2 separate regions of the Homo sapiens genome follow, and region 2 is linked to region 1. Evidence: chromatin loops called from intact Hi-C (ENCODE). Cell type or tissue: heart left ventricle. All regions are shown on one strand. Links, peaks and the distances in the headings refer to the core of each region. The heading gives the core; the rest is flanking DNA. Region 1 overlaps RBM15-AS1 (RBM15 antisense RNA 1). Region 2 overlaps STRIP1 (striatin interacting protein 1).

Region 1 (5,370 bases), core at 132-5,131:
CCTTGCTACAAGGTAATAGGAGGACACTGGGAGTTGGCATCTTGATGTAATAAACACAGGATTCGAAGATAGATAGACATGGGTTCAAATCTCAACCCCAAGCCTTGGAAGCTGGGTGACCCTGCATGAGGCACTTCTGAGTGGCCCTTGCTTTTCTGTCTCTAAACACGGATGATCATAATCATACCAGTCTCCACTGACTCCAGACAGTGGTCATTAGATCCAATGAGTCAACACATGGGAGTACACTTTACAGAGTCAGTTATAACCAGGCATTAGCTGTCAAATGAATGAGTCCGGTATCTAGGAGAGTTCACTGCCTGAGGAAGGAAATCCAACCAATCCCCTGCCTGAGAGCCGAGAGCAGCCAGCTCTAAGGCACCTCCTGGAAGATCTTGCAGCCCTCTGGCACTGAGTTCTTTCTTCTCCAACTTCCTACCCCCACATGTTTATAGTCCACACCACATCTAGTTCTCACAGTTCAGAAAGTCCTCCAAGCCAGCCCATCTGAATCCTTTAATGACCTGCTCCTTCCCTGCTTGCTTTCCTTTGCAGAGCCTCCTTCTATCAATACTTTCCCCCTCACATGGAATCCATCCTCACACAGGCCTTTCAGGAGGAAACTTCCCCTGGGCCCCTGACCAGTGTTTCTTTTCAGAGCTTCATCATTTCCCAGGTGGCTGAGGTTGTAGATTTCAAAGCAAGGCCACAGAACGTAAGCTCCGGGCTGGTTTTCACTGCTTCTGCCAGCCCTGCTGCTTACCCTCACACGTCCCTGAAAAGCTTTGGCTGGAACCAGATGCCAATAGGCTAAGGTCCCTGTTGCCTGGCCCTCCACAGCATCCAAACCAGCAAACCAGGGGCTTCCCTGGGGCCGAGTGACCTTCTCTGGGAAGTAGGCCAGAGCTCAGCAAAGTGCTGCCTCTTCAGCCACTGTGACTGTGTGACGCCTGGGCTGAATCCCAAAGAACGAGGGCCCAGCTCTGCGGCTGAGAATCTCAGTAGGGGCAGGGCTACAGGGACCTCCATGGTCAGCAAGCTCAACCTTGTCATTGTCCAGAGGAGGATACTAAGGCCCAAAGAGGCTTGGCAATGTGGATAAGGTAGCAATCTGATAGCAGAGATGTGCTAGGCCATGGTCCTCTCTCCCAGCCCAGGGCTATTTACACCACCCAACAGCTCCTAGTGCCTGGACAAGAAGACTCCAAAGCCCAGCTTCCGATTCTTTCCTTTTGAGTTGCTCTTTGGCTTTCCCAGGGAAGAAGATGGCTGTTTAATTTATTCATCCTTCCAATTTCAGATTAAGAGGGACTGGAAAGAACAGGAGCTATAAGGTAAATACTATTAGTGTCCCTATTTTATAGATGGGGACACTGAGACTTGTAGATATCAAGTATCTTGCCTAAGGTCCCACAGCCAGTACATGGTGGTGCTGGAATTGCAATGCAGGTGACTGGCTCTATCACATTGTGCTGCCAGCACTACACACCTGGTGAATTACCCCTCAACCTGAGAAGCACTTGCTGCTCCTTGGAGCCCTAAAGGATAGGCTGGAATGAGGAAAACTCAGTCTGTCTCCCATCTGGGGTTGGGTAACACAAGCAGTGGCTAGAGTTTAGTAGAGAGGATGTATCCAAAGAGAAATCCCCAAGGAGGCAGAGAGACTCCAAGATTTGAGCAGCTCACCATAGGGATCGAGCCACTTTCTCCAGATGGTCACAGATGAGGATTCTAGCAGCAATTGCAAATGAGAGGAACTTTACCTCTCCTGGTTCCACAGTTCTCTGAGCCTCAGTTCTATTTATTTTTTAATCAGTAAAACTGGGAACTCAAATTACTTGTCCAAGATTCCTTCCTCATCAATAGCAAACAAGTATTGAGCACGGTGCTGAGAGCCTTTACATAGCAGCATCAGCACCCACCATCCCTCCTGGAGAGGAATGGGCAACAAAGTCCTTGCTTCAATGTCTTAGATTAGTTGAGAAAACACATTTTGAAGAGTGCATAAACTGGTCCTTGCTTGCAGGTTCAAGTGGCCCTTCTAACCGTCAGAGTCCATAAATGGAATGGGAATTTGGGGAATGGCTCCTTCCCATTCCATCCTCCAGTTTCCTCCCATTCCAGGCCTATTTCACCTCCCTGATTTCTTAACCCTCAGACTTCAAGAGGCCACGCGAGCCTTCATACACTGCGCATCTTTCTGCAGCAGGACTCTATGGGGGCCAGAGAAGCCTGGGGAGAGGTGGCTCCACGTGCTTTACCCAGAACAGCATTCCTTCAGGTTGAGTTCACCCTGCCCAGACTGACAGCATGGTGGGCATCCACTCTTCGCTTCCATTCTCAAAAAAACATCTGCTTCAACTGTTATCCCAAGCACACAGTCCCCCGACCAGGATGAGAGAGAGCTGGGAAGGAGAAAGAATCGCAATCTGCACACTTGCTTCATTATTCCACTTAATACTCACAGTAGCACCACCAGTTTATAGAAAAGGAAATCAAGTCTGAAAATGACTTACCCAAGGTCCCATGACATATAGATGGAAAACCAGGACACAAAGGCAAATCTGACTCCAAACCTGCCTCCTAACCACTCAGGTATCAGATTTGGCATTCACCCATTCATATCCAGAGAGTTAGCCTTTTATGCACTTCCAAATGGGGGTTTCAGCCCAGCCTAAGGAGAGCCTCAAACTCCTTTAGTGAAGTCCAGGCATTCTCTGAAGCAAACGGCCCCACCCATCCACCGTGGCAGGCCTGGCCTCCCATGGCTCCTCTGTGACATGTAGACTGGGCTGTCCCTGTTACTTGAAACACTTTGCTGGGAAGAGATCCCTTCAGCCTTCTCCCTGAGCCATCGCATGTTATCAGCCTCATCCTTCCTTCCTTCCCCATGCAGGAGGGAGCGACTTTGCCAGTCCAGAGGTCTGAGGTCTCAGCCTTGCCAGGTGACATCTAGGGCCTCATAGCCCTTGCTGGAGAGGTCCTTGCTGGAGAGGCCCTTGCCGGAGAGGCCCAACATGCTCACAACCCTCGGAATGTTTGCAGCTTGGCAGGACTGAGTGACCCAGTTTCCCCGGCAGGGAAGCTCACTTGGCTAGTGGGCTGTGCAGGGTTTGGCATCTGCACGTCTCTCCTGCCCTCTGCTGGTCACCAGGCAGGAGGCTTGCCAGGGCAGGCAATCCCACACTGTGTCCGCTGTGGGAATTGACTCTCAGGCCTGTAAATATTTGCTGAATTAACTGAATGAATGAGTGTATCATGTACAGTTCTAGGCTTTAGGGCCTAAAGTGGCCGAAGAGACAGGAGCTACTCTGGGAAAAGAGTGAATTCTGCTGAGCTGGGCCTGTGTTCCCAGCAGGCCTCCCCCTATACTTTCCTCCTGCGTCCCTGCATAACCAGCTCTCCGCTCCCTCAGAGGCGCTCCCCTCCCTCACAGCGTGCTGCCATTCTAGGATGAATTAGATCTTCCCAGGCCCAGGTCAACTAGTTTCATCACCACCTGACTCGTTACATTTCCTCTACCACATTCCCATGGAGTGGTCTCAAATCTCTGTTTGAATGCCTCCAATGGCAGGCACTCACTATCAGGTAGCCCTTTCCACTTTCCGAGAGCTATAATCAAAAGAATGCTCTTCTTTTTTCACACTAAATCAGCCCTGACACTTCCACTTAGAGACCCAGTTCTTACCTGTTGGTCACTCAGAAGTCTGACCAGGCCACCCTGTGACAGCCTTTCAACTCCTTGAAGACGGCAGTCATATTCCTGAGACTTCTCTTCTCTCCCCGCAAACACACTGGGCTCTCTACTTCCTGCCATTTATCTTAGTAAGTCTGGAAGACTCGGACAATGACTCTCCAGTGGTGGAATTCTAAAAGATGAAGGTATTTTCAGTCTGAAGACTTTCTGCACTTGAACTTAGCCAAAAGGCCAAGAAGCGAGTCTGAAGACCTTCTGAAAGGCAACTTTCTGTCTACTCTAGGAGAAGTCCTAAATCACAAAATGGGATAATTATTTGGCCACAGCTTGCAAATTTACAAAGCTCTTTCATAGGCCACCATCTCAGTGTGTAAAAGTATCATCATCCCAATTTTAGGGATGAAAACAGCAAGGCCTCACAGAGGAAAAATGCTTCACTGGTGATCATACAGGAAGCAAAAGCTAAGTGGTACTCAGACTCAATCTTCTGATTCCAAGTCTACCATTCTTTATACAAAGGCATTGCTGCTTCTGCCTTTTGAGAACGTAAAAAGAAAAAAAAAAGGCAGATAACAAGTATTGAGCACTTACTATATGCCAGACATTGTTCTAAGGGGCTTAATATTTATTAACTTCATGTCCAAAATGACTTTGTAAGGTATGTATGTACACTTATTATTATTCTAATTTTATTTTCCAGGGTTAGTACATTCAAAATCCAGGACACTAACCAGTGCAATTCAGCTCAAGAACTAACACTTAACCACATCACCATGGCTCTCCATGCTTGCCTAAGTTTATACATACATCCATCTTTGTTTCTCTCCTTGCCTCTCATTTATCGGACCAATGATACTGTGGAGAAAGTTAAAGAAGAGTTCCCCAGTGGTGGGAGTGGGGAGACTTTCCTTCCTTTCAAGGCAGTGAACCAGAGGCAGTGAATCCTAGCTCTGCCACTTTTCAGCAAGTGACCTTGGGCCAAGTTATTCAACCTCCCTCCTCTCCTCGGTTTCATCATCTGTAAAATGGAGGTGCCACCAGCACCGACTTCATTGGGTTTCCGTGAGTTATGAGTTAATGTTTTTGTAAAGTGGTTAGAGAAGTGAATTTCTATTACTAAATTTGGACCCTCGGCTGTTTGAGGTGACTGGGGCAAAGTCTAGAGGGTGGGTAAAAGCAGGCACCATCCTGTGGGAACACAGAAGGAAAGAGCCCTGGAGCCCAGACGGAGGATGGGCTGGGGGAGGTGGAGTGGAGAGAGAAACTGATGGAGAACTGGGATGACTTTTGGTGGGATCTGACCCTTTCATGGAGTCACAGTTTCTCTGAGTTAAAAGTATCTTTCTAGGGCATCTAATCCAGCCAAGCAGTGGAGCAGGCACAAGTCTCCAGTCTCAGCCAGAGGCCTTGGAAGATGAAGAATTCCATTTCCTAAGACTGGGGGCACACTGCATTAAAATAAATGACACTTGGTAGGCTGGAGTTGAGGGAGGTTCTCTCTGGCCTCTTGAAGAAACTAGACAGCAGGGATATAAGGTCCAGATGCCTTTACACCTGGCCTCAATTTGGTCTCATATTCTGTTTTCAGGAACAATACAAATCTGTAGCAGAACTACATGAGTTCCAAGCTGATAGCACACTGATAATAATAGCTAATACTTATGAGGGATTCC
Region 2 (5,370 bases), core at 144-5,143, 260 kb before region 1:
GGTGAGACTCTGCACTCAGCCAGATTTGGGTGGGAGTGTGTCGGGAAAAGTGACATCTTTCACTCCCTGCCCGTGGTACTCAGGTACTTCTCTGCCCTGAGCTTCCCCCCAAGGAACAGGAAGGAGCCCAGCTCCTGCTTTTGTAGCATCAGGATGGGCACTCTAGGAAGGACTTTGAGAAGCTACCCAGCCTTGGCATCTGCGATCATCCCCATCTCTCCTTGTACCTCCAAGTCATTCCTTTTCTAGAAATTGTCATAAGACTGTGTCCCCTCTTTTCATCCCCATTTTGGCCACCTAAACTCTTACAGCTCTTGACTGACTTCCCTGCCTCTAATTTCTTCCCCTCCATCAGTGTCTCAGATTTCCCTAGTGATCCTTTTTTACTTTGATGTTTTTTAAAGATAGGGTCTCGCTCTGTTGCCCAGGCTAGAGTGCGATCCTGGCTCACCACAACATCTGCCTCCTGGGCTCAAACTATCCTCCTGCCTTAGCCTCCTGAGTAGCTGGAACCACAGGCACATGCCACTGTGCCCACCTAATTGTATCTTTTTTATAGAGACAGGGTTTCACCATGTTTCCCAGGGTGGTCTTTTTTTTCTTTTGAGACAGAGATTCTGTCGCCCAGGCTGGATTGCAGTGGCACAGTCTCAGCTCACTGCAACCTCTGCCCCCCAGGTTTAAGCGATTCTCCCCCCTCAGCCTCCCAAGTAGCTGGGACTACAGCTGCACGCCACCATGTCCAGCTAATTTTTGTATTTTTTGTAGAGATGGGGTTTCACTGTGTTAGCCAGGCTGGCCTCGAGTTCCTGGCCTCAAGAGATGCACCCACCTCGGCCTCCCAAAGTGCTGGGATTACAGGCATGATCCACTGTGCCCAGCCTTCTCAGGGGGTTCTTGAACTCCTGGGTTCAAGCGATCCACCAGCCTCGGCCTCCCAGAGTGTTGGGATTACAAGCGTGAGCCACTGCGCCCGGCCCCCTAGTGAATCTTTTCAACATGCAGATCCTGTGCTGTTACCTCCCTGAGTAAAATCCTTCATTAGCTTCCTATTTCCCTTAGAATTAGATTCAGACTCAGGCAGGGCATGTGAGGCTCCCTCGTCCTTTTTCATTCTCCTCCTCTGTAATCTGACCCAGCTTCCTTTTCAACCTTGTTACGGGCTGTCAGTCCAGCCTCCATCATACCCAGAGCTCCAGGCACAGGGAGTGCTCAGTCCCTGAACATAGCCGTGTGGTTCCCACTACTAGGCCTCTGCAGGCACTCTTCTTTCGCCCACAGTGTGTCTCCCCTGCCCACCTGGGCTGCTCTGTGTGTGCGTGTTGCTGCGTTGTTGCGTTTCTGGAATATACCACCATGGCTGAATGACTGTGTCTGTACTCTCAATGCCCTGTGAATGTGTGCAGGCCCACAGTGGCACACGGTACCTGGTTGGGGAGTTGAGAGAGAATGAGCAAAGGAGAAGATCTCCAGGTTCCTCCCTCTGACCCCAGAGAGCCAGGGAGAATGCCACTTTGAGAGAAATGTGTTGTACACATGGTTCTCCCTCTCTGGGTCTACATAATCCCTACAGTATAAGCCTCTTTCTCAGTACCTCTGGCTTTTCTGCTTGTACTTGACTCTCCTTTGGATCTAGGAAGGAATTCCTGGCATCTTTCTGAGGATGAGCTCGGAGGTATCCTGCTCTTAGTTGACACTCAATATTCCTGGCCAGTGAATCCATGGGGAGCTGCTACAGGGCATGGCTCCTAACGGTGTTTCTTCCTGCTTTGTCTCAGATCTTGATGCCCGGCCTTGGGACTTCCAGGCAGAGGAGTGTGCCCTTCGTGCCAACATTGAACGCTTCAACGCCCGGCGCTATGACCGGGCCCACAGCAACCCTGACTTCCTGCCAGTGGACAACTGCCTGCAGAGTGTCCTGGGCCAACGGGTGGACCTCCCTGAGGACTTTCAGATGAACTATGACCTCTGGTTAGAAAGGGAGGTCTTCTCCAAGCCCATTTCCTGGGAAGAGCTGCTGCAGTGAGGCTGTTGGTTAGGGGACTGAAATGGAGAGAAAAGATGATCTGAAGGTACCTGTGGGACTGTCCTAGTTCATTGCTGCAGTGCTCCCATCCCCCACCAGGTGGCAGCACAGCCCCACTGTGTCTTCCGCAGTCTGTCCTGGGCTTGGGTGAGCCCAGCTTGACCTCCCCTTGGTTCCCAGGGTCCTGCTCCGAAGCAGTCATCTCTGCCTGAGATCCATTCTTCCTTTACTTCCCCCACCCTCCTCTCTTGGATATGGTTGGTTTTGGCTCATTTCACAATCAGCCCAAGGCTGGGAAAGCTGGAATGGGATGGGAACCCCTCCGCCGTGCATCTGAATTTCAGGGGTCATGCTGATGCCTCTCGAGACATACAAATCCTTGCTTTGTCAGCTTGCAAAGGAGGAGAGTTTAGGATTAGGGCCAGGGCCAGAAAGTCGGTATCTTGGTTGTGCTCTGGGGTGGGGGTGGGGTGTTTCTGATGTTATTCCAGCCTCCTGCTACATTATATCCAGAAGTAATTGCGGAGGCTCCTTCAGCTGCCTCAGCACTTTGATTTTGGACAGGGACAAGGTAGGAAGAGAAGCTTCCCTTAACCAGAGGGGCCATTTTTCCTTTTGGCTTTCGAGGGCCTGTAAATATCTATATATAATTCTGTGTGTATTCTGTGTCATGTTGGGGTTTTTAATGTGATTGTGTATTCTGTTTACATTAAAAAGAAGCAAAAATAATTCCCGTTGGCTTGTCTACAGGAAATATGGCCTCTACGTATCTCCTCCAGGTCTAGAAAGTGGTTTTTTCTGCTAGCATTGCTGGTCAACGCTTGTCCTTGTCAAGCTGCCTGCCTTTCCCATCCTGGGGGAAGAGGAGAGAGAGTTGGCATTTATCCAGTGTAAGTTAACCCCACAGTAATCTGGGATTGCTCTAGCCCAACTCCAGGGCACTAGGTTACTTTACTGACACATTGTCCTGCACCCCTGGGTTTGCTGTAATTTCAGTAGGAGCCCCAGGTTTCTCTGGATCACATCACTGAGCTGGCCTCAGCCAAACCAGTGTCAGTGCTATGGAGGGAGGGGCTAGGTCAAAGCAAGGGGGTCTGCTGCTCTAGGTCCTCCCTGGGGCAGGTGGTTGGGACTGAGGGGAAACTTCAGTACTCAGAGCCTAGGAAGCAGACCATCAGGAGTCAGGTTCACGGTGGGAAAAAGTGTTGGAGGGCCCAGGAGCCCCCTGTGGCTGAGAGAAAAGCAAGGAAAATCTTTGTAGTAGGTGTCAGTGGACACCTGGCGCCTCCACTTTGGCCTCCAGACCCCTGGTTTCATCTGCCTGAGAAGATATTAGTGTTTTGATGCTGGTGAAAGGAGTGTTTCCTTTTTAGAATTCCTGGAAGCTCTTATTTTACCTGTAGGCAGTTGTTTTGTAGGTTGTTAAATCTCCAAGGGGTCTTGACTTGTAAAGGAAACATGTTCTGGGGAGCATCTCCCCTTCTTTGGGTCTTGTGTTCATGCCTGCCTGGCCTGGGACCTGCTGAGCCTCAGGACAGGCCTTTTGATGTGCCAGCATGGTTAGGGACAGCAGGGGTGGAAGGCAGCAGTGTACTCCTGATGGTCACACAGCTGTGAGATGGGAAGTCCCATCTGTGACTGATGGGCCCTGTGCCCCAAAGTAACTTGTACAGGACAAGGGAATTGACACAATTTATGTGTGGATGATGGATTTTCTGCTATTTCTTTCCAGGACTGACAGGAAATATGTATCTTGAGATTTCAATTAGGGAGAGATGGATTTTTCACATTCTTACTCTCCCATGAAGCCTGAGTCACTGAAACTGCGTGGTCGAGGCCTGTCTCTCCTCTGACCTGCAAAAGAGAATGCAGGACTATCAAAGCTGCAAGGGCCATAAAGCCTGGGCAGGCAAATCCTTTCAGCTGTAGGCCCAGGAGCCAGCCTGGGGAGAGGAAGGGGCTTCTCACAGCCACAGAGTGTATTAGTGGCAGGTTGGCCATTTGAACTCAGGTCTTTGTACAGAAATGTCTTTTGGAGCCACACAGTTTTTGTGGCTTTTTAAATCTCATATGGGTCATGAAATGGGCAGAGTACATGAAGACCCTTTGTACTTTGATTGAGTTACATAAAATGTTGTTTATTGCTAAGCAGGGTCAGGGTCCACTGCTCCTTCAATCCACCGAGGGACAGATTACCCTGAGGCAGTATCACTCTAAGGATGGGAGCTGTCCCTTGTTAATCGTAAGAGTTACCACTTATGGGTTGCCAAGTAGGTACCAGGCACAATATTAGATGCTTCTCAAAGCCTTATTTTCTACAAAGCCAGCAAATGCTGAGTACTTACAATGTGCCAGCCAGCGTTCTAACCACTTGATGTATAATATCTTACATATTCCTTGTGATATCCTGAAAGATACATGCCATTTTAATCCCTATTTTGCACAGGAGAAAACTGTGGCACAGAAAGGATAAAGAACTTGCCCAAGGTCATATAAAGGCAAGAGCCAGGATTCAAATCCAGGCCTCTGTCTCAGCGCACGCATTTTTTTCACTCCCTCACACCCTTTGCTATTAGTCATTGTCATACCCCAGCACTTACCACCAGTGCCTTCATTTGCTCATTTATTCACCACAGCCAACACTTCACATTTGCTCTAGCATCGTCCCCGGCATGAAAGATTCATGGTAAATGTCCATTGCTTTAGGTCCTAACTGGACCACCTAAGCTTAGCCTTAGCCTAGCCTCTGATGTTCCCTGAATATGCCCTCCTCAGGGTAACTTGGCTGTTGCTGCCGTCTTTTTTTCTTTTCAGCCTGAGCCTAAATTTTTTTCTCTTCTGGGTCCCAGAGGACTCTTGTGTTGGCTGCCCCTTCTATACCTGTTAGGCTCATTTCCCAGGAGGCTGGCTTCCGTCTGTCCTCAAAGAGCTGACTTCTCAGAGGAGAATAGTTGTTACATTCATTTGGCACTTGGCACAGTCAGCCTCAGGCTGCTGGCTATAAAACAAGGGAGGAGCACCCTTTGGGAGTGAGACAGCCCTGACTTTCAATTCGGGCTCTGACATTTACTCACTGAGGGACCTTGAGCTAGTCAATTTCCAAGGCTCAGTTGACTCATCTGTAAAAATTGGTTTAATAATAGCCGTATTGCATGGGCTGAGTAAGATTGTGGAAATGAACCTACATGTCTGGCTGACAAGGGATGACAATAAATGGTAGCAGTTCTTAGTCTTGGCAATGGCCCCTCAAACTCTAATGTTCTATGAATTTGTACCCATTTCCTATGTCCCCTAGAAGACAGAAATCCCTTTCAAGGACCAGAACCATGTCTTAGGCCTCCTTA

The links. A loop is a pair of places that touch in the nucleus more often than their neighbours do. Peaks named below come from ENCODE experiments on the same cell type or tissue, not always from the same donor. Only the 100,000 strongest peaks of a DNase experiment are listed, where the experiment ranks them.
Region 2: it touches region 1 in a loop (4-fold over the local background); 4 of 110 quality-filtered maps call a loop at or near these places.

What each region holds. Positions count from the first base shown.
Region 1 is chr1:110,309,632-110,315,001 of GRCh38, forward strand. All of the region lies in intron 2 of RBM15-AS1 (RBM15 antisense RNA 1), which reads right to left. Among named protein-coding and RNA genes, the nearest start is that of RBM15-AS1, 27 kb to the right of the region's middle. In heart left ventricle, for the core only: CTCF peaks have their summits at 3,161 (motif pointing left) and 3,360; DNase peaks (open chromatin) are centred at 960 and 3,130; H3K27ac peaks cover 307 bases.
Region 2 is chr1:110,051,887-110,057,256 of GRCh38, forward strand. It overlaps STRIP1 (striatin interacting protein 1), which reads left to right. Exons shown (of 21, transcript NM_033088.4): 20 at 1; 21 at 1,779-2,755. The coding sequence ends at 2,026. Among named protein-coding and RNA genes, the nearest start is that of ALX3, 16 kb to the right of the region's middle. In heart left ventricle, for the core only: a CTCF peak has its summit at 2,118 (motif pointing right); a DNase peak (open chromatin) is centred at 2,145.